7 separate regions of the Mus musculus genome follow, and all the other regions are linked to region 2. A link is a loop called in an ENCODE intact Hi-C map of the cell type or tissue named here. Cell type or tissue: heart. All regions are shown on one strand.

The links. Peaks named below come from ENCODE experiments on the same cell type or tissue, not always from the same donor. Only the 100,000 strongest peaks of a DNase experiment are listed, where the experiment ranks them.
Region 1: it touches region 2 in a loop (2.7-fold over the local background); 11 of 42 quality-filtered maps call a loop at or near these places.
Region 3: a loop joins it to region 2, with 10 times the contacts of the local background. A loop is called at or near these places in 32 of 42 quality-filtered maps.
Region 4: a loop joins it to region 2, with 8 times the contacts of the local background. A loop is called at or near these places in 26 of 42 quality-filtered maps.
Region 5: it touches region 2 in a loop (10-fold over the local background); 32 of 42 quality-filtered maps call a loop at or near these places.
Region 6: a loop joins it to region 2, with 4 times the contacts of the local background. A loop is called at or near these places in 11 of 42 quality-filtered maps.
Region 7: it touches region 2 in a loop (5-fold over the local background); 6 of 42 quality-filtered maps call a loop at or near these places.

The regions. Positions count from the first base shown.
Region 1 is chr4:107,051,867-107,055,866 of GRCm38, forward strand. No RefSeq gene overlaps it. Among named protein-coding and RNA genes, the nearest start is that of Mrpl37, 13 kb to the right of the region's middle. In heart, a CTCF peak has its summit at 1,545 (motif pointing left); no DNase peak of the experiment used is centred here.
Region 2 is chr4:106,838,095-106,842,094 of GRCm38, forward strand. It overlaps Gm31125 (a long non-coding RNA gene), which reads right to left and starts at 2,067. Exons shown (of 2, transcript XR_376510.1): 1 at 1,895-2,067; 2 at 1,184-1,600. In heart, a CTCF peak has its summit at 1,948; DNase peaks (open chromatin) are centred at 37, 977, 1,507 and 1,967; H3K4me3 peaks cover 2,918 bases; H3K27ac peaks cover 3,820 bases.
Region 3 is chr4:106,907,538-106,911,537 of GRCm38, forward strand. Ssbp3 (single-stranded DNA binding protein 3) reads left to right here and starts at 3,933. Exons shown (of 18, transcript NM_023672.2): 1 at 3,933-4,000. Gm52672 (a long non-coding RNA gene) reads left to right here. Exons shown (of 3, transcript XR_003955091.1): 3 at 1-55. In heart, no CTCF peak of the experiment used is centred here; DNase peaks (open chromatin) are centred at 1,034, 1,714, 2,824, 3,894 and 2 weaker places; H3K4me3 peaks cover 4,000 bases; H3K27ac peaks cover 4,000 bases.
Region 4 is chr4:107,162,306-107,166,305 of GRCm38, forward strand. It overlaps Tceanc2 (transcription elongation factor A (SII) N-terminal and central domain containing 2), which reads right to left. Exons shown (of 5, transcript NM_025617.2): 3 at 3,243-3,384. Among named protein-coding and RNA genes, the nearest start is that of Tceanc2, 14 kb to the right of the region's middle. In heart, no CTCF peak of the experiment used is centred here; a DNase peak (open chromatin) is centred at 2,106.
Region 5 is chr4:106,986,037-106,990,036 of GRCm38, forward strand. All of the region lies in intron 4 of Ssbp3 (single-stranded DNA binding protein 3), which reads left to right. Among named protein-coding and RNA genes, the nearest start is that of Gm12786, 39 kb to the right of the region's middle. In heart, CTCF peaks have their summits at 2,134 (motif pointing left) and 3,765; DNase peaks (open chromatin) are centred at 725, 1,845 and 2,115; H3K4me3 peaks cover 598 bases; H3K27ac peaks cover 3,259 bases.
Region 6 is chr4:107,065,669-107,069,668 of GRCm38, forward strand. It overlaps Mrpl37 (mitochondrial ribosomal protein L37), which reads right to left and starts at 1,198. Exons shown (of 7, transcript NM_025500.2): 1 at 782-1,198. The coding sequence starts at 1,127. It overlaps Cyb5rl (cytochrome b5 reductase-like), which reads left to right and starts at 1,326. Exons shown (of 7, transcript NM_001346552.2): 1 at 1,326-1,377; 2 at 2,944-3,155. The coding sequence starts at 2,955. In heart, a CTCF peak has its summit at 1,648; a DNase peak (open chromatin) is centred at 1,243; H3K4me3 peaks cover 2,107 bases; H3K27ac peaks cover 1,448 bases; H3K27me3 peaks cover 336 bases.
Region 7 is chr4:107,119,472-107,123,471 of GRCm38, forward strand. No RefSeq gene overlaps it. Among named protein-coding and RNA genes, the nearest start is that of Cdcp2, 25 kb to the left of the region's middle. In heart, a CTCF peak has its summit at 1,899 (motif pointing left); DNase peaks (open chromatin) are centred at 1,940 and 2,180; H3K27ac peaks cover 749 bases.

The DNA.
Region 1 (4,000 bases), 210 kb after region 2:
TGGTGAACCCCCATAACCCCCTGCCCAGCCCTTGATTCCCTGGCAGTTTGTCACCTAAACCTTGGATCTCATCGTGCCTTCCTATCTGTTCCCTGGGACCAAGCCCCCAAAGCCCCAAAGGCTCCTCAGCTGTGGCAGCTGAGTCCCCAGGCCCTGTGCTGAGTCTTCTCCAATCCAGGGTCTGGCTTCTGGCTGGTGCTCAGTGGGTGTTTGCAGAGGAACACTGAAGGCTGCTGAGTCAGTCAGCCCTGGAACAGGCGCAGGACGACTGTTCCCAGTGTTCAGGCAGGACCTTAGGTGTGGGGGGGGGGGGGGGCGGGTGGCCTTGGTGAATATCTGTTACTGCAGATCCATAGGAGACTAGTTCTTGTCAGTGGCAAGACTAGGAACTCCTGGGGACAGGGACTGTGGCTCCCAGCTTGAGTCTCCCAACCCCAGCACAGTACCTTGCTCACAGTACATAGTACTAGAACAGTGTGAATGGCTAAGTTGCCAGGGATGTAGGGAGCCTCAGGACTCCAGTCCTGACACATTTGGAGGTCCCCACATCGGTCTGTCTGGGTTAGAAGCACCTGCTCTCCACAAGCTGAACTCCTGAAGCCGGGCATGGTGGTGCACGCCTTTAATCCCAGCACTTGGGAGGCAGAGGCAGGTGGATTTCTGAGTTCGAGGCCAGCCTGGTCTACAAAGTGAGTTCCGGGACAGCCAGGGCTATACAGAAAAACCCGGTCTCAAAAACAAAAAGCTCAACTCCCGAAAGATGGAGCCTAAATGGGTCGGGTGAGCAGTGGCCTGAGGTAGTAGATTCATGGAGCATGCTCTCAGGTGGCAGCATCCTCGACAGGAAGTGCTGGCCTTGCTCTGTCTGCCCTGTGAACTGAAAAATGGGGCCAGCCTGGGAAGGAGACAGCAGGCTCTCCTAGGTTCATCCTCCCCACCTCCAATCTTTTTAGGGAAAGCCCCTGCTGGGAGACTGTATGGCCCAGCAGGTAGAGCTGAGGCCCCAGCTACCAGATGGCATTCCTTTAGTGCCTTAAGGCTCTTACCCACCAGGACACCTGAAAGTTGAAAGGATGCTTGCAGAGGGTGCTTCCCCATGGGGAGCGGGAAAAGCCAGCTAGGACCTGGCTGTTGCATGTGTTTGAAGAGGTCTGGTTCCCAGGACCCAGGGTGGGTGTAGATGGCAAAGTGAAAGATACACAAACAGGCACTGGAGTTAGGGCCAGCTCACTCTAACATCAGACCTGATTTTGGCTGAATTGCCACCTCTAAAAGGTCTCTGGAGGCTTGGCTACCCAGTCGCTTGTACTTCCTCTTTTGGCAGAGATGCTCCATTGCAACTCTGCAGGCTGCTCCAAACTTTACCCAGCTCAGAGCTCACACTGTCTCCAATGCTTGCCCTCCTCTCCATTCAGGCCTTTACCCTGTATCACTGACTCAGAGACTGTCACTCCACGTACCCTCTCTGGCCTGGGAGGGCAGTGCTAACATCATCCTCAGCCGCCAGTGATTCACAAGTATGCCCCCTCCTGGGAACTGCCTCCTTCCAAATCTTATGGTCTCCTAGGCAGTGGTCAGTAGCTGATGTGGGCCAAGGTGGTGCTATCTTGTCCCAATGTAGAGGTTTTCTATGTAGGAATGCAAATCCTGTGGCTGCAGGGCCTATTTCGTCTGCTCAGCATCCACAGCCTTGGATCAGAGGTCTGGCACATACTAGACACTCAGGGAACTATTGAGAATGGATCTCATGGCTGCCAACTTGTCATCCAAGACAAGGAAGACATCCTAGAGTTGGCTGTAAGTAAATTCATGTCTCTCGAAGCTCCCAGGATGGGAGTGGGCAGTTCAGGTTTCCCCGTACCCTCAGCATTCATACGGGCATATTAAAAAGACAGTTTTTGGGTTCTATGCCTGCTTCAAGGGACTTGAATAAGTAAACTGAGCCTGGGTAGCTCCCTCCAGCCTTCCAAGTGAAATCACAAGGGATCTGGCAAGCATCGCCTGGGACCACCGAGGACTAGCCTCAGAGAAAAGTCAGCAGAAAGTGAACCCCTTTCAGCTGGGGCTTCTAAAACCTCCAAAGTGATCCGAGGAAAGTCTGATTAGCTGCAGCCCACCAAAGGTGAAAGATGGTGTGCAGGAGCTTAGTGCCCACTCTGCAGAGGACCTGGGGCAGCTGGATCCTGAAGGCTGTGGGGATGGCCTCCTCCCAGGCCAGGCATAAGTCCTGTGAGACTAAACTGAGCCAACCTTTCTCCCTCATCCTTAAAAATAAAAAAACCAGTATCTACCTATTTTTGAACTAGAGATGAGTGTAGCCCAGGCTGAGCAGGAATCCCCAGTGTAGGCAAGGATGAACCTGAACATCAGACCTTCCTGCTTCTCCCTGAGTATCTGGATCATAGGTATATCTCGGCTGTCAGAATGAAGGAGCTTTTCAATTGGCTGGGCACATTCACTATGAGACTATTATTTTGGCCCCAAGTGTGACCCTGCATCCCCTCTTCTTTCCTCCTCTACATAGCACTTCTTCCTCCACCCTCCATGTTCCACATTCCCAGGCACCTAGCCTGCCAGATCCCTCCATCTTTCCTATCCCCAAGTCCTGCAGCCCCTGCTAAGCCCCAAAGCTGGCTGAGGTGAAAGAGCACATGGCTCAGAGCTACTATTACCAAGCTACTAGGCCTCTCTCTGCTCTTCCCATAGGAGACCTGGGTATTCAGAGCCACCTCACCCAAGGCCTTTCTTCTGCGGGAGTGGCAGTTACCCATGTATGAGCCATGTGGCTCTCAGGTTCTAGGGACCCCACTGGAGCCTCAGGTGTGATCACAGATGCAGTGGGCAGAGCCATCTCTTCCATTTGTGCTCCTCACAGGTGCTGGGCCTAGGCTTTCTCCCAAAACACCCACAGGGTCTGTCCCCAGGTGTATACCAGGGAAGCTGACTCAGAACATCAGACGGGGGAACATGGGGACAGTTCTTATGGTTTCTCATCATGCCTTCCACATACCCATCACTCAGTACTTTTTTTTTTTAAGATTCATTTATTTTATGTATACAAGTACACTGTCCTTGTCTTCAGACACACCAGAAGAGTGTGCATCAGATCTCATGACAGATGGTTGAGAGCCACCATGTGGTAGCTGGGATTTGAACTCAGGACCTCTGGAAGAGCAGTCAGTGCCCTTATCCACTGAGCCATCTCTGCATCCCCCCCCCCAACCCCCCCCCCCCCCCGCGCACAATGTCAAGCCCATGAAGCAGAAAGCCAGGAATCTCTAATAATGAATGTTCTCTCAGAGCCTCTACAGTCACTGAGAGTGTTTACACAACCTGAATAGCCGAGCAGGTAAGAGCACTGGCTATTCTTCCAGAGAAGCCAGGTTCAGTTCCCAGCACTCACATGGCAGCTCACAACCAAACCTTTCTGGGCACTAAGCATCCATTGGTACACAGACATATATACAGATAAAACCCTCATATATTAAGAAGAAAATATTCCGTAAGAGCTCAGCACAGGCTTAGAGTACCTGCCATGAGGGAGGAAGACAGGCAACTCTAGAATCTCCCAAATTAGAAAGGTGAGCAGAGATGTGGCTCAGTGGTACAGTGTTCTTCGTAGGTTCAAGCCTCTGACAAGGAAGGGACAGTGTGTGCCACACGTCCAACAGTACTCTGGATGCTAACGGAAGAGAAGAGCAAAGCAAGGCAAGGCTGGCTACATAGCAATATCCTGTCTCAAAGACAAAGGAAAAAAGGAAGGAGAAGAAAACACGGGAGGAGGGGGGGGTGGGAGAGGGGAAGGGAGGGGGGATGGGGAGAGGGAGAGACACCCAAAACTCTAAAGGAAGTAATATTAGCTTCAGGATTTGGATGAAGAAACTCAGGCATCGTCTGAATTCACATGTGTGCAAAAGCATAGCTGCCCCAGGACCTGGTCTTTAAGAGGCAAGAAGGCATACGGTGTGGTCTGCATACAGCACATACTAATATCTCACAG
Region 2 (4,000 bases):
TCTGCTGGCTGCGAGCCCACCGCTCCCTCCCGCAGTCAGCTCTGCGCCAGCCAGGAGGGGAGGGAAAAGGAGGGGGCGGCCCCCGGAGCCCTGCAGGGAAGAAGGGAGGGCGAGTAGGGAGGAAGCCAGCTCTGCAGACCCTAATCGAGGAGCAAAAGAGCACAAGAGAGGGCGTGGCCGACGAAAGAGGAGGAGCCTAGCTGTGTCACCTAAGGGTGTTGGGGGAGCGGGGGGGGGGGGGGGATGCTGGATACCTTCTTTATAACCCCATGTCCCCCTCCCATTTTACAGATGTGGACACTGAGAACTAGAGCCCAGCGTTTTGCAATAAATTACCTATCTGTAGGCCCCCTCTCCCCATCCAGGAGCATCCACTTCCACCCGGTCTGGCAGGGCTGCAAAACAGAGAGCCTGGACTGCTCCCCAAACCTAGGTTCCCGTCCCCATGATGCAGGAGATAAAACACAAAACAGGGACTTCAGTTCTCTGCTGATTGAACAAGTGAAATTTCTGAGTTCTCACTTATAAAATGAGACTTGATGCCTCAAGAATGGCCCCAAAGACAGTGAAAACAGAACGGCCGGTTCAAACAAGCCTATGAGTGAAGGATCTTCTCTCTAGGGGTCTGTTTTAGTAACTGCAGGTCCGAGACTTGATTGGGGAAGCTTAAAGGTCCAGCATCCTCCAGAAAGGCAGTTGGATGCCCCCGACTTTCCACCAAGTTTTAAACTCTAGAACAGAAACGTAAACCCTCCTACCCCATCCTCCAGCCCTTAGAACTGTCACTTGGAGGCCGTCCTCCAGCCTGTCACCAGCCTGCCAAGGACCACCCCAGTCCAGCTCCGTGCTCCAGGACTTATTAGGCCTCTAACCCTATGGCAGCCGCCCTGGTCCCATGTACTAGCTAGATCCCTTACCCTCCACACCCTCTCCACCCCTCCTGCAGACCCGCGCGGCCTCTAGGGGGCACTGTTGCTCCGAACTTGGCGGGCCGCCGCCACTTCCCCCGCCCGGGCGAGCGCCGCGAGGACGCTAGGGTTCTGGGAATACTAGATGCCCCCCGGCACACGCCGCCCCCCGCCGCCGGCCCAGCCCCGGGGCTCCCGCGCTGCGCAGCCCGCTCGGTGCGGACTTGCTGCTGCCTCCCACCCCTCCCCGCACAAGGCACTTCGCGGGAAAAGGCTGGTTTTGCCTTTTTATTTTTCTTCAGAGGTTGAGGCAGACATTGGGTCCAGGCTCTACGCACGCACCTACTCGTCTGTGGCTCAGAGATGAGGGGTGGGGGGAATTAAAGAGGCTAGGAGGCTTGTTCTACCCAAGAACCTGTCAACTGCTTCCCTGTCACCCCTTTATCCTCTGCCACCCCTCCTGGTGTGACTGACAGGCATCCATCCCGCGAACCTCCTCTCCCAGAACATCGCCTGAGAGCCCCAAACCCCAGCAGGACGTGCCCTGAGGCTGTAGTGTCCGAGGGTCCTGGCCCCCATCGCCGGCCTCGCCAGCGCAGCCGCGAGGTCCGGGGTGCGTTTAGGGGATGATTCCTACTGCAAATGCCCTCGTCGCCCGGTTGAGCCGGGAAGTCCGGCTGGAGCGAAGAGCTCTAGGGGGGAAACGGAGGGAAAGCCCCATTCGAGTTCCGGCCAACGATTTTACGGGAGGAGGGGGGATGTAAAAGCCCCGAACCCACAAAGCAGACTTTTTAAAAATTCTAATTGAAACCATCTCGAAGTAAGGGCCGCCAGGAATGGGCCAGCTCCCCGCCCCCCCCCGTCCCATCCCCCTCCTCTGCTCCCCGGAGTCCGATGAAGTCATGATAACTAGACTGCAAAAAGAAAAAAGTGGAGGGTTGGTCTGGGGGGCACGGGGGTCCCGGGCTGGGGCCCCGCACGGACACAGTTTGGATACTATGGTTACGCGATCCGACCCAAACAGCGAAGACGAACAACAATAGCGGCCGCCAGAGGAGGAAATTCCTTCCGGGGTGGACGGCGCGGGGGGAGGGGCGCCTGGCTGGAACGCCGAGGCGGCGGCTGGGCCAATCAGCGCGCGGCCGCCGGCGGTTTCAAGGTGCCCCGCGCCGCCCGTTCCCCCCCCCCCCCGCACCCCCCCTCCCGCGCGCTCCGCTCGGGTGCTGGAATTGCTGAGACGTTTCCCTGCACGCGCCCGGGTAACACTGCGGGGGCTGCTGCCCAGGCCCACACCCCCAGCGCTCCCCGCACCCCTCCCGGAGCCCACCACCCGGGGCGACTGAGCGAGCGTTCCACTGCACGAGTTACTTGCACTGGAAGGTGGGGGAGATCCCTGCCAGTCAACCCCTGTCTATGGGTTGGTTCCTGCATAAGCCTGTTTTCTATTTTAAAGCATGTCTCAAGGGGGAAAAAAAGAGAGAAAGAAGAGAGTGAGAAGGTTCACCCCGGACTCTGCAAACCTGGAAAGGCTGGTCCCTGATTCCCTGATCTCAGGGTTTGTTACGTAATAAGTTGGATTGTTAATTCTGAAGGTCTTGCCCGGGCATCAGAGAAGCAGGAGGCCAAGGGCAAAACGGCCATGTAGAACCCCGCCATCACCATCAAGTTAAAATCATCTACCTACCTAGTCATAGCCAACCCAGGGGCTCCCCTCACCTGGCATCTAGATTTTTTTTTTTTTAATGTGGTAACTAGTGATGGGATTGTGCCAGCATCTCTCCCTCCAGCTGCTTCTCCCAGAGTCTGGAGTCTGCCCCAGGTTATCTTCCTTGGACTAGCTACTAAACCCGTGTCTCTCAGTATTTCTATCCTGCCGGTCTCCTCAAACATGGTATACTTACTCTGCTCTGTGAGTGAGCCTTAGACTCTCATCAGTCCCTTTTCTTTTTTAAGCTCCTGACCACGCTTTTGCTTTCGGATGCCCCCTGGGCACAGATCCTCACTCCCCACAGGAGCACATGGGTTTTTATTCATTGCATGCATAGAGATTTGCTTCTCTGGAAGGATCCAATGTTCAAAAACTGTCTCTCCCCTTCTCTCCACAGATAATGGGGATAGCCCTAGTTCCCCAGTTCCCCATGCGTCTTTTTTATAAATAAATAATGAGATTTTTTATTAATTATGCACGCACGGTATCTGCACGCAGATTGCTGTCTCCTGATGCTTAATAATAATAATAATAAGAGAAAGAGAAACACTCCACACTGGCAGGGTGGGTTTTTCCCCTGCAAGCAAACAAAAACTTCAAGGGGCCATATGTCCTCAGATGGGGGGGAGAGAGAGGAAGGCAGAAGTCGAGGAGTGCGCGTGACATGGAGGGATTAGAGGGGCTTCCTCAGAGGTTTTCAGGGCTGCTGAAGGCGGATTCCAAGTTGCCTGCTTCTCTTTCTGTAATTGAACTGCAGGTCTGAAAATTCACCAAAGTTCTCTGGAGCATCTGTGTGCTGTGCTGGCGGGATGGGCAGCTGTAAACAGGAAACCAGCAAGAAGGGAGCTGGCAGGAGCCCAGTCTCTGTCTCTGTCCGTGCCCCTCCTCAGAGCCCCCGACTCTGAGCTCTCAAAACACACTTAGCTCCTGAACACTTAAGCATCTATGTTCCTGAGATTGGCACAAAACAAGAACTGACCAAAACTTTGCAGACTGAATGCATGACATGTGAATCATGCTGTTAGAAGGGAGCCAAGGCTCAGGTACCATGCATGGAAGGTGTGGGAGCTGGAATCTATTCCTCAGAATAGGGGCTGGGGGAGGGGGTGGAGGGTCCCTAAAGTTGTCTGGCCAGGAAAGTGACACAGCAGAAGTGAATGTTAAAAGACCGAGACCAGATAGAAGAGTACAGAGCAGGGTCAGAGCCACTGAGAAGACATGAACACAGAGGAGGTACCCCACCCTCCGGCCTTGTTTCTATCTCTGTGGTTAAAGAGCCTAGGCGCGGGTGTGTGTGTGTGTGATGCTATATGTCACAGGACAACTTTCAAGAGTCAGCTGCGCGGGTGTGTGTGTGTGTGTGTGTGTGTGTGTGTGTGATGCT
Region 3 (4,000 bases), 69 kb after region 2:
CCAGCAAAGCAATGGGGACTTGGAAACCAGGTCTTCAGACGCTGGAATTTGCACCCTTCCCAGGGAGCCCCTAATGCCCGGGGGTGGGGGGGGAATTCCAGCCCAAACCCGGGCTGACTAGGGGCTGGCCAAGGCTTCCTGCAGAGCTGGTGGCGATTTTGATGGAAGAATCTCCGTAGGATTCCCTGGACTGTGCTGGGGGCAGGAGGGGGGAAGGGCTGGATGCTAACTAAGCTTCTGTCCCAACAGGCTCAGAGGGGAGGAGGGCTTAGCCTCCAGCAGCTGTGAGGAACACCACCACACCACCAAGAGAGCTGAGAACCAGCCAGAGGAAACCAGATACCCTGGCGTCCTTGGCAAGCACGGCTTCCTTGGGTTGAGCTCACTGGCTTCAGGTCTCTTTCGACTGCTACCTTTCCAAGGCCTGACCCGCTCCAACCCTCCGCAGTCTTGGGAGAGGAAGAAGCGGGCTAGTTTTTCATCTGTCCTGATCCTTGTTTCTTTTAGCATCGTCGCTGGATGTGGCAGTCCCCAGTGGAATGGCAAGCTCCCTCACCCCAAGGAGTGGAGTCATGTTTCTATGGGGGTGGAGGGGGGTGTGCTTAGTGGATCGCACTCAAGTAAGGTGTAGCCTGGTGCCTGGCACTCGGATCTGGTCTGCTGGAGGAGTAACTTACTTGCAGCCTGGAAGCTTCGGGGTGGGGGGTGGGGTGGGTGCACAGGAAGTCCCTCAGTAGGGGATTCGACCGTCCAGCTGGAGTAAGGAAGTCGTGTGTCACAGGAAGAGGCTCCCAGCAGAGAGTTTTACAACAGTGGAAGCCTCACAGGATAAGTGGTTGTGTTTATGTCTGGGTTACTACTCTGTGCTCGGGGTAGCGTATGCTACATAGTAGGTGTTTAATAAACAGGTTCTGAAACAAAAGGATTGGGAGAGGAGAAGTTGAAAGAAATGGCTTGGTCACTCTGGGATGTGACAGTATAGTACTTCCAGGTGGAAGAGGCTGTGGTGGGTGGGGCTTAGCAGAGGGCGTGGTCTGATCTAATCCTATTGTGGGTGGTGTCAGTTTCTTATCTCTTCACCCAGCCCAGAGCTACTTCAGGCCTGGGGTGTTGTTTTTTTTTCCTCCCCTGGGTCCCCTGGTGTCCCGTTAGGTCCGAATACACACAGGTATGGAACCTGTGCTGGGTTCAGGAGATACCCAGATGATTAAAATGTAGGTCTTCCCTTTCTGTCTGGTGGGGCAGACAGACAGTAAACAAGTGGCTTACACAATGGGCTGGATAGAGGGAGGACTTCTTTGTAGGTTCAGTTGAACAAATGAGATCCAAGCTGACGGGATCGGAGCAGGCAGTTTTGGAAGGCGCTATCTGTGGAGGAGTGTTAGGTTTTGAAGATAGTTGAGAGAAAGGGCTTGGGGTGAGGGGCATTCCAAGTAGAGGTGTCAGCCCAAAAATGTGCTCTAAGGGAGGCAGGAGAACCTAGTGGGAAAAGATAAGTTAGGGGCAGAAAGGCCACCTATGGGTGTTTGGGCCTGCTTATGATCTGACTAAGACTCTGGATAACTGCCAGCTGCAGCATGCTAGCTGGGGCTGGAGAAAGGTCTGTCTTCTAGGGAACCCTTTAGCTGCCTCTCCACTGCCAAGAGCTAAGACACCTCCCTCTGGTCTCTCTGCCTAGGTTCTCTCACTGTTTCCTTTAGCCAACCAACCCACTGGGAGCCTCACTCTGTCAAGCCTCCACAAAGGGCAGACCACAGAGATTCCGAACAAACAGCCCCCCCCCCCTTCCTCTCACACATGCCCAGGAAGGAGGGGCCAGTCCGTTTGCAAAGGAGAAAAGGCAAGAGGAATAGTAGCCTGTTGGAACATCAGACTATCCAGAGATTTTAAAAGACCCCTCCTCCCCCAGACCTTTGCCAGCTGACAGGCGAGGATGAGCAAGGGGCTCTGAGGTGGCTCAGCTCTTGGGCTGCTAGGCATGGCCAACCCGGAGAGGGGGCTTCGGCAGTGGGCCCCCGAAGGGCAGTGCCTTCCCTCCCCCAAGACCCAACTGGTCCTCCTCATCTGCGGGACCTGCAGACACCAATGAGTCACTGTGTTGACAAACCATCTCTGACCATTCCTAGCCCATCAAAAATGGAAGTCCAGAGGAAGGGTATGAGCAGACCGATTTAATTAGCGCGGGCTCTAAAGGTACCTTAAGTTGGCCCTATTAAATTAAACTGCCTAGGGGGAAAAATAACTGTAATTATTTCCTTTTCTCTCCTACCATTGTATTTCAACTCCCAACCTCCACGCTTCTCCCTTTCTTGACAAGACAACCTTTAAACTAGGGGCTGGCATTGGCATCCCCAAACTAGGTCTCAGTGTTTCTCTTTTCTGCCCTTCTTCTGTCTGAGCTCTGGTTTCTAGCAGAGAGCAGAGTCCAGAGGGGTCCACGGTGCTTGGCTGTATTCTAATTTAGGGAGGCTGTTACAAGTGTAGAACATTATTCCAAAAATGCACCCGGAGTCTCCTTCCTGAACCAGTGCAGATCCGTTTGCCGTGGGGCATTTCTTTTAAAAACCCCTTTTCTCTCTTCGGCAGGGCAAAAAAAGCAAACTTTAATGGTAGGGAATTATTGTTTATTTTGTTGAAATCTAGTTCTGAGTTTTCCTACTTAAAACGTGTTTTCCCCAGGACACTGACCTATCCTTTAATTGTTTGGTGTGAGGCATGTTAGGGGGAGGGGCGTTACTTGTTTATTGGAACAGCGCAGTTAAAAAAAAAAAAAATCAACCTAGGCTAACAGTTTCAAGGCTCCCCTAAAGATGTATCCAAACAGGCAGCCAATCAGCGCTTACACAGCTTTTCTGCTTGACTCTTTTAAAGAGACAGTGCCGACAATGTTTTATCACATTTAAAGAGAACCGCGCTCTAAAAACAGTATGAAAATGGGGAGCCATCCCTTATCTCACCAGTTTTTGATTTGGAGACTCCAATGAGAATACACTGCAGGTTTTTGGGTTCCTCGAGTGGACAGAAAGGAGTCGTGAGCAAAAAGCTTGGTCACTCTGCCAACCCCCCATTTCCCATTGTACACCTGGGTCATTGACAATGGAAGCTTCCCCTCCCCCCACGCCCGACTCTGGTCCCCTACTCTCCAATTTAGCTCCATTTATTTGAAGTTTGAGATTTCTGCGGCGCGCATTCCGAGTCGCGAGGCGTCCAGGTGACGTCCCTCATCCAAACGGAACCCTTTCCCGTGGAAAGGCGAGAGGCTAACTTGCCAGGGCTAGCAAACCTCAGAAATTTGAGAGAAATCAACTCTCTTTCCCTCTAGTCCAAGACCTCTTTTCCCTCCTACAGCTTGCCTGGAGCACGCCAAGGGCCATTTTCGCGCGGCTCCACTTTGGGGTTTCCCAAAGTATTTTAACGATCTAGTAAAGAAGCAGCCGCGCGCTTTGGCGCCAGCTTCGGCCGCCCAGCTCCGCGTGCAGCCCTGGCCGGGGCTCGGGAGGCAGGGCTGGGCACAGGCAGCCCGGGGTGGGGCGGAGAGGGGAGCAGGGCCGGCCGGGGTCCTGGCCCGCTGAGGGTACGCTCAGCACGGGGAGGCGGGGGCGCTGGGGGCTAGGCCGACGCGGAAAGGGGCGCGCCGGGCCAGCCGGGGTCCGCGCCTGCTGTCGCAGCGCCCAGTCCCCGCCGCGCCGGCCGGGTGCTCCAGTCCACGCCCGAGCCCCTCGAGTCACCGCCCCACCCCAACGCCAAGGCTCGCCCCCCGCTCCCCCGGCCGGGGCACGAGCGGGCAGCGGCTCGCGGAGGAGGCGCAGCGGGACTGGCGCGGCCGTGCTGACAGGCGTCCCTCTCGGCCTCCAGGCCCGCCCCCGCGCGCCGATTGGCCGCCGCGGCCGTCCGTCGCGGGGCGTGGACGCCCGCCGCGCTCCTGCCGGGGCAGCCACGTTCGGTTGAGCTCCAAGTAGACCAGCGGCGGCGGCGGCGGCAGCGGCAGCGGTGCTGAAGG
Region 4 (4,000 bases), 320 kb after region 2:
TTTGTCTTGTGAAACAGGGTTTCTCTGTGTAGCCCTGGCTGCCCTTGACTAACAGATTTCCTAGACTCTTCCTCCTGACTGCTGGGATTAAAGGCTGCATCCAATATCTTTTTGGACATTTCCTCTGGGATGTTCTATGGTTCTAGAGGAAATAGGAAATATGAAAAAATGAAAATGGCTTTGAAATAAAGAGCTCTGGAGTTCCAGGACAGCCAGGGCTGTCTTGAAAGACAAAAAAAAAAAAAAAAAAGAAATAACGAGCTCATGAATGAGTTAGAATCAGCAGAAGAGAGAATTGGTAGTTTGGAAGAAATTACCTAGAATGCCAAGAGAGACAACAGGATAAAGACTATGGCATAGAACTATGAAGAACAGGGTTAGCACCGTTCTTCCTGTAGGCTCTCAGGAGGGACTAGAGAAGAGAGAATGGGGATAAGCCAGGAGTGGCAGCTCAGGCCTGTGACCCCAGCACTTGAGAATCTGAGGTAAGACAATCACAAGTTTGAGGCCAGCTTGGATACATAGTGAGTTTCAGGCCAAGCTGGAGTACACAATGAAACTCAGTTTCATAAAAACCAACCAAAGAAACAAACAAACAATAAATTTTGGCTTCTGTATCGGTTGTTGTTTTATTTTCTTGTTCTTTTTGTATCTCTGGCTCTGGGGACTTCAGCTGCTGTGAGGCGCAGCCATAATGACAGGTCTATGTGACAAGGAACTAAGGGCCTTCTCTGAGCAAGCCTCTAAAGTGTGCCTCTAGGAAGGCCCTCGGATGACTGAAGCTCTAAGCAACAGTCCGATAACAAGCTTTTCAAAGACAAGGAGGGGTGGGGTACGCCTCTGATCACAGTTTTTAGGAGATGGAGATAAGAGAATCACTAACTGTAAGAGCCCCTACCACATCACACCAAACCAAACCCACTCTGAGCCGGAACCACTCCAATACACTGGCTCCTGAATTGCTGACCATCAGGGAAACTATGAGAAACAATACTTAAGCAGCTACATTTTAGGGAAGTTTTATATAGTAATAGATAACTAATATATTGTCAGATTGCTTATGAAAAGCCGTCTCCATCTGGTTCAGACCGTCTCTCAGCTGCATTTCTTGCCATACTCTCTGGCATATTACATTTTAAATACACCTAACAACTCAGAGCTCTTGGAACACGACCATGTTCTCTCCCGCACCTCCAGCCTCCACTCAGCTTCCAGGACGCATCCTCTGCCTGACACATTCCTCAACACGCTCTTCCCTGCTTCCACACACTTGGCTAACTTCTCCCCATCGTCAGAGCACTGTCTTATTAAACTGCCTACGTTTCCGTCAGATGTAAAGCTCCAGAAAGAAGGGAGCAATTCCTGTCTCCCTTATACCCCATAGCTCCCAGCACACAGAAGACACTCCGTAGATACTTGGTGCTTACATCCCACAAGGTAGGGAGGCAGGAAGGCTAAAAGTTGAAGCATAAACATTCTCAGGAAGTGATCCAAATAAGCTTTTTATCTGATATAACTGTAAAGGAACCAAGAACCCTCAGCAGTCCATGCAATTTCAAGTTTAAGGAAGGCTCAATAAGGTCAGGGTTCAAAAGTTGGACGGGTTCCAATTCCTGCTAAGTCAAACCTCTTGGTAGTTCTATTCCGGCCCTTAGCTGTATTCTCTAGATACCTGACACACCCATTCTTGAAAACACTCACCATACTCGGCGGTCAAACAAATGGTTTTTCAAAATCCTCCCCTGTTCCATCTTTTAGGACAATCCTAGCTTATTATGTTGAGATTTAAGATCTGATCACATATGGCATCTGTGGTATATGTCTAAACAGGATCACATACATACATATATGCATCAATAAACACATCACAAAATATTAAACACTAGTACCCTCTACTGGTGGAAAGACCTTACAGGCTCATGTGAATGGTCACATTGCCCTCTAGCGTCCACAACCTATAAAGACAGCAAATCCTGCAGCAGATGGGTAGCATCTCCTTGGCTATAATGATAGGGTTTTATATTCTTTAAGCATCTAATTTCCTCAGATTCTGGTTTATATTACAGGGGTGCAACTCTAAGACTCTTGGGGGCTCCCTGGGGACTCTGTAAAGCTCTTCCCAGCTGTTAGTGACAGGGTGATGCTGCTCAGAGGTCAAGGGGAGGCAGAGGAGGCGATGGCTGCACTGGGGAGGGCAGGAGCAGCAGCTGTGAAGGACTGCCCTGGACTCCCCGGGGAGCTGAGAGCAGCTCGAGGAACACATGTTGTTCTTCCCGTGCATATTATCCACAGTTGTGTGCTGTACTAAAACGGCAACTCAACGCACTCCCTCCCTCACCTCTGAAATCTCTCCAAAGCTATAATAAATGACATGGTGGCAAATGTTGCTATCGTTTTGTTTTATAAACAAGGCTTCGCCAGTTATTGCCACTGATGGCAGATTAAGCTGAGTTTCTTTCAGGATTTAACTGAATCACCACCTCCTCTATGAAGCCTTTCTGAAGTCCCCAGATTGTAGTGACTGCCCTATCCTTTCCGATTGCATGCAGACTCTCCAGATCCAGTGGACAGAGGGTCACATGTGCTTATTTATAGCTACAGTGGGGTACCACTGCTGTATGTCTACACCACCGCCTCTCTACCAAACCCTCAGCTCCTCAAGGTCACAACCAAGTCTTAATCATTTTGCACAGTCAGCATCAAGCACACTCCAAATGTTACCTGTATGTAGTCTATATGGTAAGCACAGATATTGGACATATGCTTTTAAAACCTTATATAATAATAGTTATCTTATGCTAGCAACTCCGCTAACTCTAATCAAAAGGTGGGAGAGATATAGTAAGGTGGCCTGACAACTTGAGTTAGATCCCAGGACTCACATGTTGGAGGGGAAGAACAAACATCCACTAACGTGTGCTCTGACTGCCATGTGCACATTGTGGCAAACACACACCCAAGCCCATCCCCAACACACAAGAAAATGAAAGCAGAAAGTTTAAAAGATTGAGGACTGTGTTTTGTGTACTTCACTTCAGTTTAAAAATTGTTTTTACTATATATTACTATATTTTACATATGTCACTATTTTTTACTATAAATCCCCAGCCTGAGGCTAGTACAGTGTTCTAAACAACGGTCCCCTCCAGCAAGTGTGGAAAGCACAGATGGGTCAGGTAACTCATGGTGTACAGGAAGAAGGGAGACACTCTGGAAGTACATCTCAGAGGCCAGGAGCATACCTATCCTTGTGGATCTCAACACCTCCCTCGAGGGCATTTTCTTCTTTAATTCTTGTAAGGCAGCAACTAGGTTTTCTTTGGTTTGATCAGGAAGCTCCAACATAGTTTTCCATCTTTTTATGTCTTCTATAACCACAACTCTCTGCAAAAAAGAACAGTTATTTGGAAAATGGAACCCTTTCATTAGAAAGACATCTGCCTCCACCTGAGCTAATGGCTCTCCTATTGACATATGAATTATTGATTATGACCTGAACCAAAGCAGTGTGTCTGATGGCCCCAAATGAGGGGTAATTGCTTAGAGGCAGGCCTGCTTACTGCAGATCTGGGGAGTTGCATCTATTAGGAAAAGTGCAACTTTTCATCTCACCGTGCCGGGCACCATGGCACATCCCCCATGAGAGGTGAAACAGGAGAGAGGAATGAAAACGGTGAGTGCTAAGGCGGATCACCCTCACAGCTCACTCAAGTGTCCTAATTTATGCACAGAGCAGAGAAGCCATAAAGCCATGCTTACTTCAACAGTAAAAAAAAATTACACGAACAGTTCCCCACTTCCCAGAGGAGAAAACTCAACTTTTTTTTTTTTCCTGAGAGAAAGAAAACTTCTTTTTAAAAAAATTTCAAACACACAAAAAGGTACAGAGAGTAAACCACTACTTAATGAGATTATAATTTTACCATTCCTCATAAAATAAAGCATTATGAAATTTAAGTCCCTTTACACCCTCCGCAAACACACCTCCCTCCATCCTTCC
Region 5 (4,000 bases), 150 kb after region 2:
TAATTCTCTGCCTGGAGACTAAGTCCAGGTTGGGAGCTGGCAAGGAGGAGCCTCGGGTTCATCAGGGAGACCTGGCTACTGGCTCCAGCTCAGTTCCTTGTTGCCTGTCTGCCTTGGTTCCCTCTGTCTCCCATCTCAGCCACTTGGTTGCCTCCTAGGTCTAAAAGTAAAGGCCCTCCCACTCCCTGCTCTGGAGTTTCGGAAAGCCCAGCTCTCTGAACCTAAGCAGCATCCACTCCAGACACAGGGCAGAGGTGATGTTTGCAGAGGGAGGGCTGCCTAAGACCTCACACTTTACACTTTCCATGTGAGGCCTTGGACATTGACTCCAGGGCACAGGCATACGGTTGAGTGCGGTGTGTCCCTTGCTCCCTCCCGGGTTCTAGCTGAAGATAGGAAGGCCAGAGGCAGAACAGCCGACCGGATTCTCAGGCTTTAGAGGAGCGTCCTGGGGCTGTGCTCCCAGCTGCCTCCCATTGTGCTGGAGCCACGCGGTACAGCCCCCTCCCCCAGATCTTCCTCTGGAGAATAAACCATCAGCAGGATTGATTACCCTGCAGGTCCCTAGGCCGCTGTCTCTGGCCTGCATCTGGAGCTGATTTCTGTGGCTTGTAGACCCATTGTCTTGGATGGCTCATTTCCACAAATCAGAGTTGGCTCCACTGCCCTAACCCTAGTGTGACCCCAGATGCATGTTTGTTCGTCCAGTGAACACTTCCTGCTTGAGGAGGGGGGAAAGGCTGAAGTGCACATGAGTGGCTCCAGAGCCACCTCCCTGCTCTGATGCAGACAGGATGTTCCTTCCCATCCCAGCCCCTCCCTAGCCTCCCACCTAGGCCTGCCTTTCTGAAGTAGATTCAAGGAGGATGCATATTTTCAGGAAGTTGGATCCATCACCTGGCACCAGAGGGGAGACTCACAGTCTAATAGCTCCCACAGGGTGTAGTGTTATAAGGCTCTGTGTCTCCCACAACAAGGTGGGAGCTACAAGCAGCCCCTGGCATGGGCTAGGAGGTTTGAACTAAGTCAAAGGCGGCAGCAGCTTATTGGCGAAAGTTTCTAGCACTGTGAGGATCAGTTGTCAGTGGGGCTTCCTTGCACACAGAGGGACTCACTGAGATGTGTCACTATGCAGGGGTCTAGGGGGACTGGACACATGCTCCATGTTAGCCCCTTTAGCCCCTGCTCTGGGCTGGGGGATTTCATGACCTTAAGTTTGTCCCTTCCTTTTTTTTTTTTTTTTTTGGTTTTCGAGACAGGGTTTCTCATTTCTCTGTATAGCCCTGGCTGTCCTGGAACTCACTTTGTAGACCAGGCTGGCCTCGAACTCAGAAATCCACCTGCCTCTGCCTCTCGAATGCTGGGATTAAAAGCATGCGCCACCACACCCAGCAAATTTGTCCCTTCTTGTCACAGTTTTTGTTTGTTTGTATGGTTGGGTTGTTGGTTGGTTGTGTGTATGGTTGGTTGGTTGGTTGTTGGTTGGGCTGGTAAGATACAAAGCTCTCAGGATCTACCTGTCTGTACTCTCCAGTGCTATAGTAGGGCACAGGTGGCCATGCCCAGCTTTTTGTGTGTGTCTTCATGCTTACACAGCACGTGTTCTTACCCACCAAGTTGCCTTACTGGTACGGCTTGTGTGCTGACAGGAATTTAGCTTGTCCTCCACTTGAAGACCTTAGAACTTGACTACAATGTGGGCTCCGGGTGCAGAAGGCCTGTTCCTTCAGTGCAGTGAGTGGCCTCTCTTTGCCTCTCTTCCCAATGGTGATGGAGGATAGAAGCCAGGATGGCTCAGCCCTGTGGCTGGCTGACTCACTTCTGATTAGGGACCTGTGTGGCCAGCGGCTTCCTGCCATTGTTTCCACAAGCTCTTTGCAAGCTCCTCTGTCTTTACAAGCTAAGCTCCACAACAGGTCCTGCGAGTTAGGGAGTCCCAAGAGCACACCAGCACCCAGGGTTCTTCAGGAGCTGCCTCTGGCATTTTGGGCTCATCCTTTCTGGCTTTTGTTCAGGAAAAGAGAGCCCTTTCCGTGGGCATTTGAGCTGCCGTGTGTCGCATGTAGCCTGGTCCTATCTCAGACTCTGGAGCTTGGTGGCTGCCCATGATCAGACCTTCACTTTGCTGCCCCCTTCTGGGACAACCAGCTCTCTACTCAGGGACCGCCTTTGCCTGACCTTCCTCACCCCAGGAAGCAGTATGTCCAGCTGCAGAATTCTTATTGCTTGAGAGCCCCAGAGAAATGGCACTAGGGGTGTATCCCTTCTGCATACTCCTTCCAAGAATGAGGACACATGATGCTTCCTGTAGGTGCCATCACCCCCATCCTCAAATCCAGACCCAAGGGCAGGCAGGCAGGCTTATCCTACCTATCCACCAAAACCTTTCTCCTTGGTGAGACCCATAAGTCGGCCTCTTAGAGCAGGGTGGGTCACTGGCTTGTCATGTGGTGTAGGATACCACCTACAGTTGTTTAGTAGCCCAGCAGCAAAAATGCAGGAACCTATAAAATAGTGGAGGGAAGGAGGAGAGGGAAGGGGAGTGAAAAGGCAGAGCCAGAACTGCAGACCTTCAGAGTCACCCCTTGTGAACCCGACCCAGCAGACCTGCTTCCCACCCGGCTTCTTCCCTCCCTGTGGTCTGGATCCACCCGGCCTTGTAGATTGCATCAGGGAGCCACTTACCCCCATTAAAACTGGGAGGGCCAGGGAGGGAGGAAATGGGCTAGGGTGTGTTGGGAATGTTTTAGCTAATGCAGGGAGTGCTTTTTAAAAGGCAGGTAGAATTTTTTCTTTATAGATCAATTAAAAACCCTTCTTAAAATTAGCCTCTGGGAAGGTGTGTCAGTGGGCTCTTGTTTTCTTATGTCCCACACTCTGCACATCCTCCCTGACAGAAAACCTTAAAATTTTTCTTTCAGAGGTGACCAGTGTTTTTAAATGCCAGGTGATGACCAAGGGAGAGGGACCTTTGACTAGGGTTAAAGTACTGTCCTGGGAGGGTGCGTAGACTCCCTGTGACTCCTCTGGGCCATACAGCTGGCGGGCAGCAGCAGGCACGAAGAGGAACATCTCACCAGAGCCAGGCAGATGGTGTTCACCTGCTCGGGACACACTCCCTGGTCCGGGGCCCTTGGAGTTGCTGAGATAATAACAGACAGCTGCCAGCCCTGGACCTAGATCTGCGGGCATTCAAAGGCATACAAGGTGCAGGGAGACAGAGCCTGCCCAGGCCTCCCCACCCGCCAGGCCCTGCTTTTGTTTGAGAGTTGTGAGCCCCTCCTTTCCCGCACCAACATCCGAGCAACAAGAGCGCTTTAATGGAGGACAGTTCTGTTTTGGAAACGACAAGAAAGCTCCTTGTCAAGTGTGACCTGGCCTTTCCTTTGTCTTGCCTCCCTTCTTTGTGTGTGTCTCCAATGGGTTTTGTTCCAAGGGGCAAAGGAGCTGGACATGGATTTGGTGTGTTCCTGCGGTTTTTCTTTCTGTTTTCTTTTTTGGCAGCAGCTAAAGCTTTTGGTTATTTCTGAGTACAGGACAATTGGGGAGTTGGGGATTCAAGACCACTCCAGTGTCTTTGAGTTACTGAGTGGTGTCAGCAACAGCGAGTGGCAGAGAAGCCAACTTTCTGACCGCCTGGAGATCTCTCAGCTCATTGTATATGTGCGTAAGGACAAAAAATTTCTCATGGCCTTCAGTCCATAGGGGCATTTGCCCAAATATCCTCAGAAGGCAAGGCTAGCTGTTTCAGCCAGCACTCTGCCCTCTAGCTGTGCTCAGGAGGAACTGGTATTGCTTGGTTACCGTGTTAGCCTCCTCCACTGCCAAATAGGTCTGTGCTGGCCAAGGTTATCTGGACCTGGCTCCATCCAGTGTGGGCACTGTGACCAGTGATATTGGGGGGTGCTGAGAGGCAAAATTGGATGTTACTTCCCCCAGGGCAGGACTCAGGCCTGACTCCTTCAGGCTAAGACTCAGGGCAGCTTAGTAGAGGAGTGGT
Region 6 (4,000 bases), 230 kb after region 2:
GGGTAATGCAAAGGGGTCGTGTCTGTGAGATCCTTCACAGCACCTCCTGAGTTCACAGAAAATGGTTAATGGCCAAAAATATCAGCTTGCAGGCATAGAAGTGGGCCTTTTAGGAGGCTGGCCTATGGCTATCGATTTTTCCAAACTTATGACTGATTCTCTTAATTTGGCTCCAAACCTTGTTGGGTCTCTGTATTTCCTAGTTATCCTTTGGAATCTCTGCTCCCACAGACTTCAGTTGTTTTTGGTTTTAGGATCTTCCCTATCCTCATCCTGATCCTGAGAGGGTTCAACTCTGGAAAACAGTTCCTGACACTCCTCTTAAGAAACAGAATGACTTTGAGACATTGATGTATCTCCCCCGCCTCCCCACAGGGTTTCTCTGTGTAGCCCTGACTGTCTTCGAACTCATTCACTCTGTAGATTAGGCTGGCCTCCAACTCAGGAAAAGGCTCAAGACATTCTGACCTGTTATTAAGTGGGTAGACTTTTGGGTGCAAATCCTTTCTTTGAAAACATATCCCAGGCCTATTTTAACAAAAGACACCCCCAGAAAAGGAGCGTTGTAGACCTGCTTTATTATCACCTCTCCACGCATGGAGACAAATCCCCTCCTCTCTGCACACATTCTCCATTGCTCCCTTTCACAAACACCTTGATCTGACAACTCTTGGAAGCCGGGTGTTACTCTATTCTACTTCCAGAGGAAGAAACTTCCCCAGGCTCGGGGTCACTGCTGAGCCTGGGACAGCGTCTCCTCCCGTTTGTCCTGAGACCTCACCCTCCAGGAGTCGGCAACGCTGGTGGAAGATGTAGCAGGGTTCTTCCTTGTACAGAGTCTGTTCGTGGATCGGGGCGGCACGGTGGAAGCGTGGGTCATTCCAGCCGCGCTCCCACGGCGGGAAGATCGGCCTCGCCAGCCACGGGACGAAGTGCTTCTTGCCCTCGTAGGTAATGGGCTCCAGACCGGGGATCTCGTACACCCTGTCCAGGGGGCGAGGCTCGGGCTTCCGCGTGGAGCGCACGCCCCACTCATACGCCCCACGTTTCGGAGTCCCGTAACCTCCGAGGCCGAGCCTTCCAGAGCCAGCGAGTGCCCGCAGAGCGGGCCCGGACGCCAAGGCCATACCGACTCCGTTTCTACAAAACCTCTACCTGGACGCCGCCATCTTTGCCCGTGCAGGGACTGCTGGGAGCCAAAGGGGCGGAGCGCAATGACGGGTTTTTGCGAATGACAGACACTTCACCCAATCACAATTAGAATATGCTTGCTTTGTCCCCGCCCCTCAGGCAGTTCCCATCCTTATTGGTGGAACCTGGAAGGTGCTCTTTGCTTGGGGTTTCTGAAGTGCCACACGTGAAGAAACTTGCTGGTAGGTAGGTGAGCGCGGTGGTGGAGCTCGCGGCCGGCGCGGAGGAGCGTAGGGACCTCAGATCTGTACTTTGCACGCCTTTGACCCTTAGGCATTTAGAACGTGAGAGGGCCCGGTCTCCTCGCTGTAAAATTAGGAGTTAAAATGCCTTAGCGGGTCCGACGCCTCATGAGTTCTGGAACTGCCATCCTTTCCGCCCTTCTCAGCGTTGCCCACACTTTCCTGGCTGCGGCTTCCCAGAGCCTGCGAGTGGCCCGGGTACCTCTTTCTATGCCAGCTTGGCGGCCGACTGCTGGCACTGCGGCTCGCCCGGCGCCGAACGCGAGTTACTTTTGCTCTGCTGCTGCTAAGTTTTCCGATTCCCGGAGGCGGGTCCAGTGCACTGGCTTCTGGCAGGCTCGCTGCGGGGGTCAGAGTGAGGACTGTGCTAAGTAAGCATCGGGTGGGCATAGGTTGAGGGACCACCGAGTGAGTACATGAGTGCACGACGTGAACGGTGGCAACACACACATGCTTCCTGTCCCTTAGGTCTTTTCTCTTGTTTGACCACTGTCAGAGTTGCATTGTTTAGTGACCGGCCCGTGAACTCTCCCTGGCTTCTAGAGCAGTTGCGTGACACACACTTTAGGTTAACAAATGAATACATAGTAGAACAAATAAGGTGCTTGGTAATGACAAGGGGAACACTTGAGAAGGTCTCTGAGAGGAGATGACCTTTCAGCCAAGGCCTGAAGAGTAGGGATAAGCATCCAGGGCGAGGCTGCAACAGGGATTGTGCCTCCCAGATGGGAAGGAACTTCATCTTTAAAATTGTGCATGAAGTGGCCACCTTGTCTACCAGTTTCCAAAACGACTGAGACAATAGGACTATTTAACCCCCATGAATGCAAAAGAGGCAGAGGACAATATGACTAACACTCAGACTACCCAGCAGTTTACAGTTAAAGCATTTTCATTTGTCTTAGTACATCTCCTTCCCAAATGCTAAGAGTAATTGCCATAAAGAGAGGCACCATTCACTCAGTTATCTGATGCACAGTACAGATGGAGTGACTGGATGAGTATAACACCGTGCTAGGTCTTAACAAGGACAGGGACCGTGTCCTGTGCCTTCTGCCTTACAACACCAAATCCTGTACCCAGCTCCCGGACTATAGAGGGAACGAACACTCACCAGGCCATGGGAGCTTCCTGTATGCCAGGTGTTTGGCAGAATACAGAAAGAGTGAGACACCAACTTCATTCTCACTGGTGGCCCAGCCTCAGAAACACACCAAAGTCAAAGAGCTCCTGCACAGTAGGAGAGGCCTTCTGAATCCAAATTCCCCGCCTCTGCTTAGATTTACACACACACAAAACCCCAATAGTTATAAGCAGTAAGCATGCCCCCAAATGACAGCAGATCCTCTGGTTAAGCCATCCCTGTCCCTATAGCCTGGTGGGCCTTGGGGAGAGTGTGAGAGAGAGAACAGAGTACAACCCCCACATCTTCTTTCTCCCAGGCGGACAGCAAAGAGAGGCCTGGCTTATTCACTTGTGTCCTCCCCCCTCCCACCCCCTATTGCCCAAGCCCCACTGACAATGGCTGAGACGGAGGAGGAGGAGGATTCTGAGGCTTGGCTGCGGTTGAAGCCTGTGGAGCCCTTGCCCTCCCAGTGCTGCGGCAGTGGCTGCTCGCCCTGTGTTTTTGACCTCTACTACCGAGACCTGGAAAGATGGGAAACAGCCCGAGCCAGAAATGACAGGAGCCTGCTGAGTGGGAAGCAACCACCTGAGAGCCAGGTGAGGAGTCCAGAGTGGCCATATCTATCTGGCCCTGCCCCGCCCTGCCCTGCTCAGTGCCCCTGCTATGGGAAGCCTTCCCTGACTAGTCAGTGGTGAGAAAGAAGTCCTTATAATGGAAGCAAATAGATCCAAGGACCTGAAATCAGCCTGTTAGCTATGTGGATATAGTCTAAGTCCCTTAACCTTGTGCCTTTATTTTGCCATCTATAAAATGGACCAAGTTATTTGTAATGTTTAACGCCAAACCTAATGATTATTTCACTCAACAGATATCCATTGAATACCTGTTATACACCAGGCCCTATAAGCCAATGAGGATTTGTGAGTGAGCAAGGCATAGTCCTTGCCCTCAAAAGAGCACACTAACTTGGTACGATACAGACAGGTAAATAGGGCGTGTTGCTGTTACTCTGGAGCCCAATGGCTTTCTCTTCCCTTTCTAAGCCTTCGTTCATTTTACAGTAGTTCTGTTCAGTATGTAGTGGCTCTGTAATCACCTGTGGTAACAGAAAATTACGCGGTATTACAAAATTTGGTAAGTCTTACAAAACAGCTCTTTTTTTCTCTCTCTCTCTCTTTGGATTTTCAAGATAGGATTTCTCTGTATAGCCCCGGCTATCTTGGAACTCCCCTCTGTAGGCTGGCCTCAAACTTAGAAATCCACCTGCCTCTGCCTTCTGAGTGCTGGGATTAAAGGTGTGCGACACCGCCACGCAAAACAGCATATTTCAATCTAATAATTTTATCTTTTAAATTGTAATGAAGTAATAATAATTTACTAATTTCCCTAGTAATTTACATTTTGGAAATGCATACACAAAATTGGGTGTGGTGGCGTACTC
Region 7 (4,000 bases), 280 kb after region 2:
GCCTCCTGAGCCCGAGAGGTTACAGAATGGGCTTGAGGTCACACAGCAGTTAGTGATAGACTTAGGGCCAGAGACATGAGACCTCGGGAGAGATGCCACTGGCCATTGGTTAGATGGCTCCAGCTGACCAAAGAGTCACAAGATCCAAGTGGCCTGAAGGTACAGAGGGTGGTCTCTTAGAGACAGACAGCAGTCACACACAAGCAAGGGTGGTCTCTGGGAGGAGTAAGCAGAGGTCCAGAGGCAGCAAGACGGTGGACAGCAGGGAACAAGGAGGGCTTCACTGGGGCTATTGCATGAACCTTCACTTGTCAGGACTTTTTTACCTTTGTCCCATTTCCCAGCAGCCTCTGTTCCACTGTCAGTGTTCAGATCTGTCGTCCCCCGTCGTTGGAATCTACAGAAAGTGAAGGCCATGTATAGTTCACTTTCTTGTTGTTGAGCCCAGCACAGTACTGGGAGGCAGCAGACTAATGAATGGAGCTGGCGAGATGGTTCAGCTGGCAAAGGGCTTGCCACATAAGCCGAGTTTGACCCCTTAGAACCCATCTTAAAAAGCCGACTGGCGGTGCATGCCTGTAATCCCAGTGCTGAGGAGGCGGACACAGTGGTCCCTGGGCTTTGCTGGGGAATCAGTGAGCTCCGGCCTCATCGGGAGATCCTGTCTGGAAAGATGCAGTGGAGAGTGATTGAAGAAGATACCCAATGTCAACCTACACACGCACATACACACACAAACACAAAATCTCTCTCTCATACACAAACCAAACATACACACGTACACACACACACACACACACACACACACACAATCTTACATACACACATAGTCACACATGGTCACATCCAATCTCTCTCTCACGCACACACAGTCATTCTGTCTCCATCTCTCTCTCCCCCCCCTCTCTCACACACACACACACACACACACACAGATTCATGGCAGTGGTAGGGCAGACATCAGGACATCAGAGTTAGAAACGGAGTTCTGAGATAAAAGTGTCTTCCCAGAATGTCCCCATTGCCCCAGTCCCTCAACTGTTCCTCATGCCCCCATGGTAGGTGGAGGTGAATCTAGCCTTAGGGAGTAGACACAGTGAGGTTTACCCTTGGTCACACAGCCAGGGGCAAAGAAGCTGGAACCAGATAGGGGTGTCAGGGGGTACAAGAGCACGCTCCCAACCACAACTGAGCTTGGAGCTGCCAGGTACCTGTGTGACAGTTTGAGGACCCCTACCTGGAACTGAACCTTCTCCTCAGCTGTGGAATGGTAGGGACACTGAATAGGAGGTTTACTGGGTGGCCGATGCCCAGGCCAGCCTTGTGGTCATAAACAGACACATGACTGTGTGGCTCGCTACTGCTATGCATGAGCATGACCAGCCAGTGTGGGGCAGGGCCTAGGTGTGAGGGCCAAGTGCTTGTTAGGGTGTGTTTGCATGCGTTCAGAAGTCCGATGTTATCTTCCATGTATCCGCCTGTAGGCCCGGCCTGTTTCTGTCTAGGAAATTCCATTTCCCACATACCTTGCTTGAGGCCTTCCATGAGAGTGCAACAGAAACAGAGAGAAAGGGAGGCTGCACCCAGGTGTGTTCTGTGCCTGTATGTATGTGTCTGCACGTGTGTGTGTGTGTGTGTCTGCATATATGTGAGTGTATACACGCTCTTTCTACAAGAGGCTGAGTTCAGTCTCCCTCTGGCCCCTCTGGCCCTGACCAGCATGCTGTTGGGGTACCTGGGAGTCTAAGAGGAAGAAGAGGGTCTGGGAGAGAGGAGGCAAGCATGTCCTGGACGGTGTTCCTGTGTTCCCAAGACAAAGCCAAGCTCTGAGGACTGAGCAGCACCCTCCAGTCCCACCAGCCCACCAGCCCGAGGCCTGAGCTAGGGGTGGACACAGCACCACCTTGTGGGCCACAAGGAGAGGTCAATGGCTCCACTGGAAAGCAGCCAGCTACTCTCAGGGATGGGAGGGTGGCCTAGGGGATCCACTTATTGCTCACTGTCTTTGCATCTGGCTCCTTTCCCTCCCAGCCCCCCTGCATCAGCCTTCCTCAACCTCACTACCTCCAGTCATTGTCCTGAGTTCATCCAGCCTGGGGGATGCTAAGGGCAGGGAGTCCAGTGATGGAGAAGGGACCAAAGACTTCCCAGGGAGGAAAATCGCTAAGTGTAGTTTCAAAAGCTGAACCGTGAGGCTGGAGAAGGGGGAGAGTGGGAAACGCCCTAGGCAGAGGGAACAGCGTGTGCGAAGGCCCAGAAGCATTACAGATGATTGCTCGGTAGCTGAACTGGCAGGCCTTGAGAACATGGGTGGAGTGGGACTGAGAAACGAAGGGGGGCTGGGCCCCAAAAGGCCTGTAGTGCCAACCCGGGGAGCTGGACCATATGGGGCCATGGCAGGGAACAGGATAGAGCTAACGAGGTCAGAGCAGCTGGCTGAGCTGAAACTCACATAACGTACTTTTACTTGTTATTTACTTACATTTACTCCTGTTCACTTATTTCATATTGAGATGAAGTCTTGCTTGTAGCCTAGGTTGGCCTCAAACTCTATATCCTCCTGCCTCAGCTTCCTGAGTGCTGGCATTGCTGGGGTGTGTCCCTATAACTATCAGTTCGCATGCTATCTCCATGGGTTTATCAATTCTGGACATATTTCATATAATTAGAATCATACACCACATGACCTTTTGTATCTAGTTGTTTTTTTTTTTTTTTTTTTTTTATGAAATGCTTTGAGGTTCATCAACACTGCAGTATTATCATTACTTGGCTCCCGATCTGGGTAGCTCAGGGGTAGAGAGCATTGGCCCAGCTTGCTCAAGGCCCTGAGTCCGGTCACACACACTGAAGTAAATAAAACAAACCAACCACTTCACCTCGGTGTGGTAGGATGCACATCTGTGATGCCTGCACTCAGGAAATACAACAGTCAGTCTGGGCAACATAGAGAGACCATGTCCTTACAGAGAAATCGTCCCTGGGGCTGGAGAGATGGCTCAGTGAGAAGAAAGCCTGCTGTGTAAGTGGGAGGGCTGAAGTCTGGATCCCTAGAACCAGTAAAGGCCAGGTGGGCATGGCAGCTAGCCTTCACTCTGGTGCTCGGACAGTGGGGTGGGCTCTCCTGAGCACGCCGGCTACCCAGACTAGTGGTAGGCAGGCTCTGGCTTCAATTGAGAGGCCTACCTCAATGAATAAGGTGGAGAGTGGCTGAGGAAAACGACCTATGTCAACCTCAGGTCTCCACACTCGTGTGCACACATACCTGCAAACCAGCATATATACATACATGCATGTGAAAAAATGAAAAATGAAATTTTTATGAATGAATAATACTGGTTTTCATTAACTTGTGGTGGATTATATGAGATAAAGCTATGAGAACTGAGTCTACAGCACGGTGGACACGCCTAACTTAGAGCTGAGGTTCACCGTGTGGCTGTCTGGGAGCCGTGGCTTACTGGTGCTGCCCTGGCATCATGAGAAAGCATTTGAGCTGTACATCACCAGCCTAGCAAAGACGGGATTCAAATGTCAAAGGAAAGTTTCTACTGAAGATTACTTTCTTAAAAAAAAAAAAAGATTTTATTTTACTTTTGATTATGTGTCCCTTTGTGTGCGCATATGAGTGTAGTTGCCCTCAGAGGTCAGAAGAGGATGTCAGAGCTCCTGAAGCTGTTGTTTACCGGCCGTTGTGTGTTGCGCGCGCTCAACTGGCCAGGAAGAACGACGCTGCTACAGGATCCTTCTGCACACATTTATTCAGTCCTGTTTCTTCTTGTTTATATCTCCCTTGTTTATATCTCCCCTGTTTATATCTCCCCTGTTTATATCTCCCCCGAACCCTGGGCCTCTCACTCCTTTTATACTCTCTCTCATCCACGAACCGCAGGCCACGCCACCTCACCAGGCACGCAGCTTCAGCTAATCAGGGCAGCAGGGGCAAATCTCCACCAAATTGGATTCACCTGTATCCTGGTACACCTGCGCAGCACTCAAG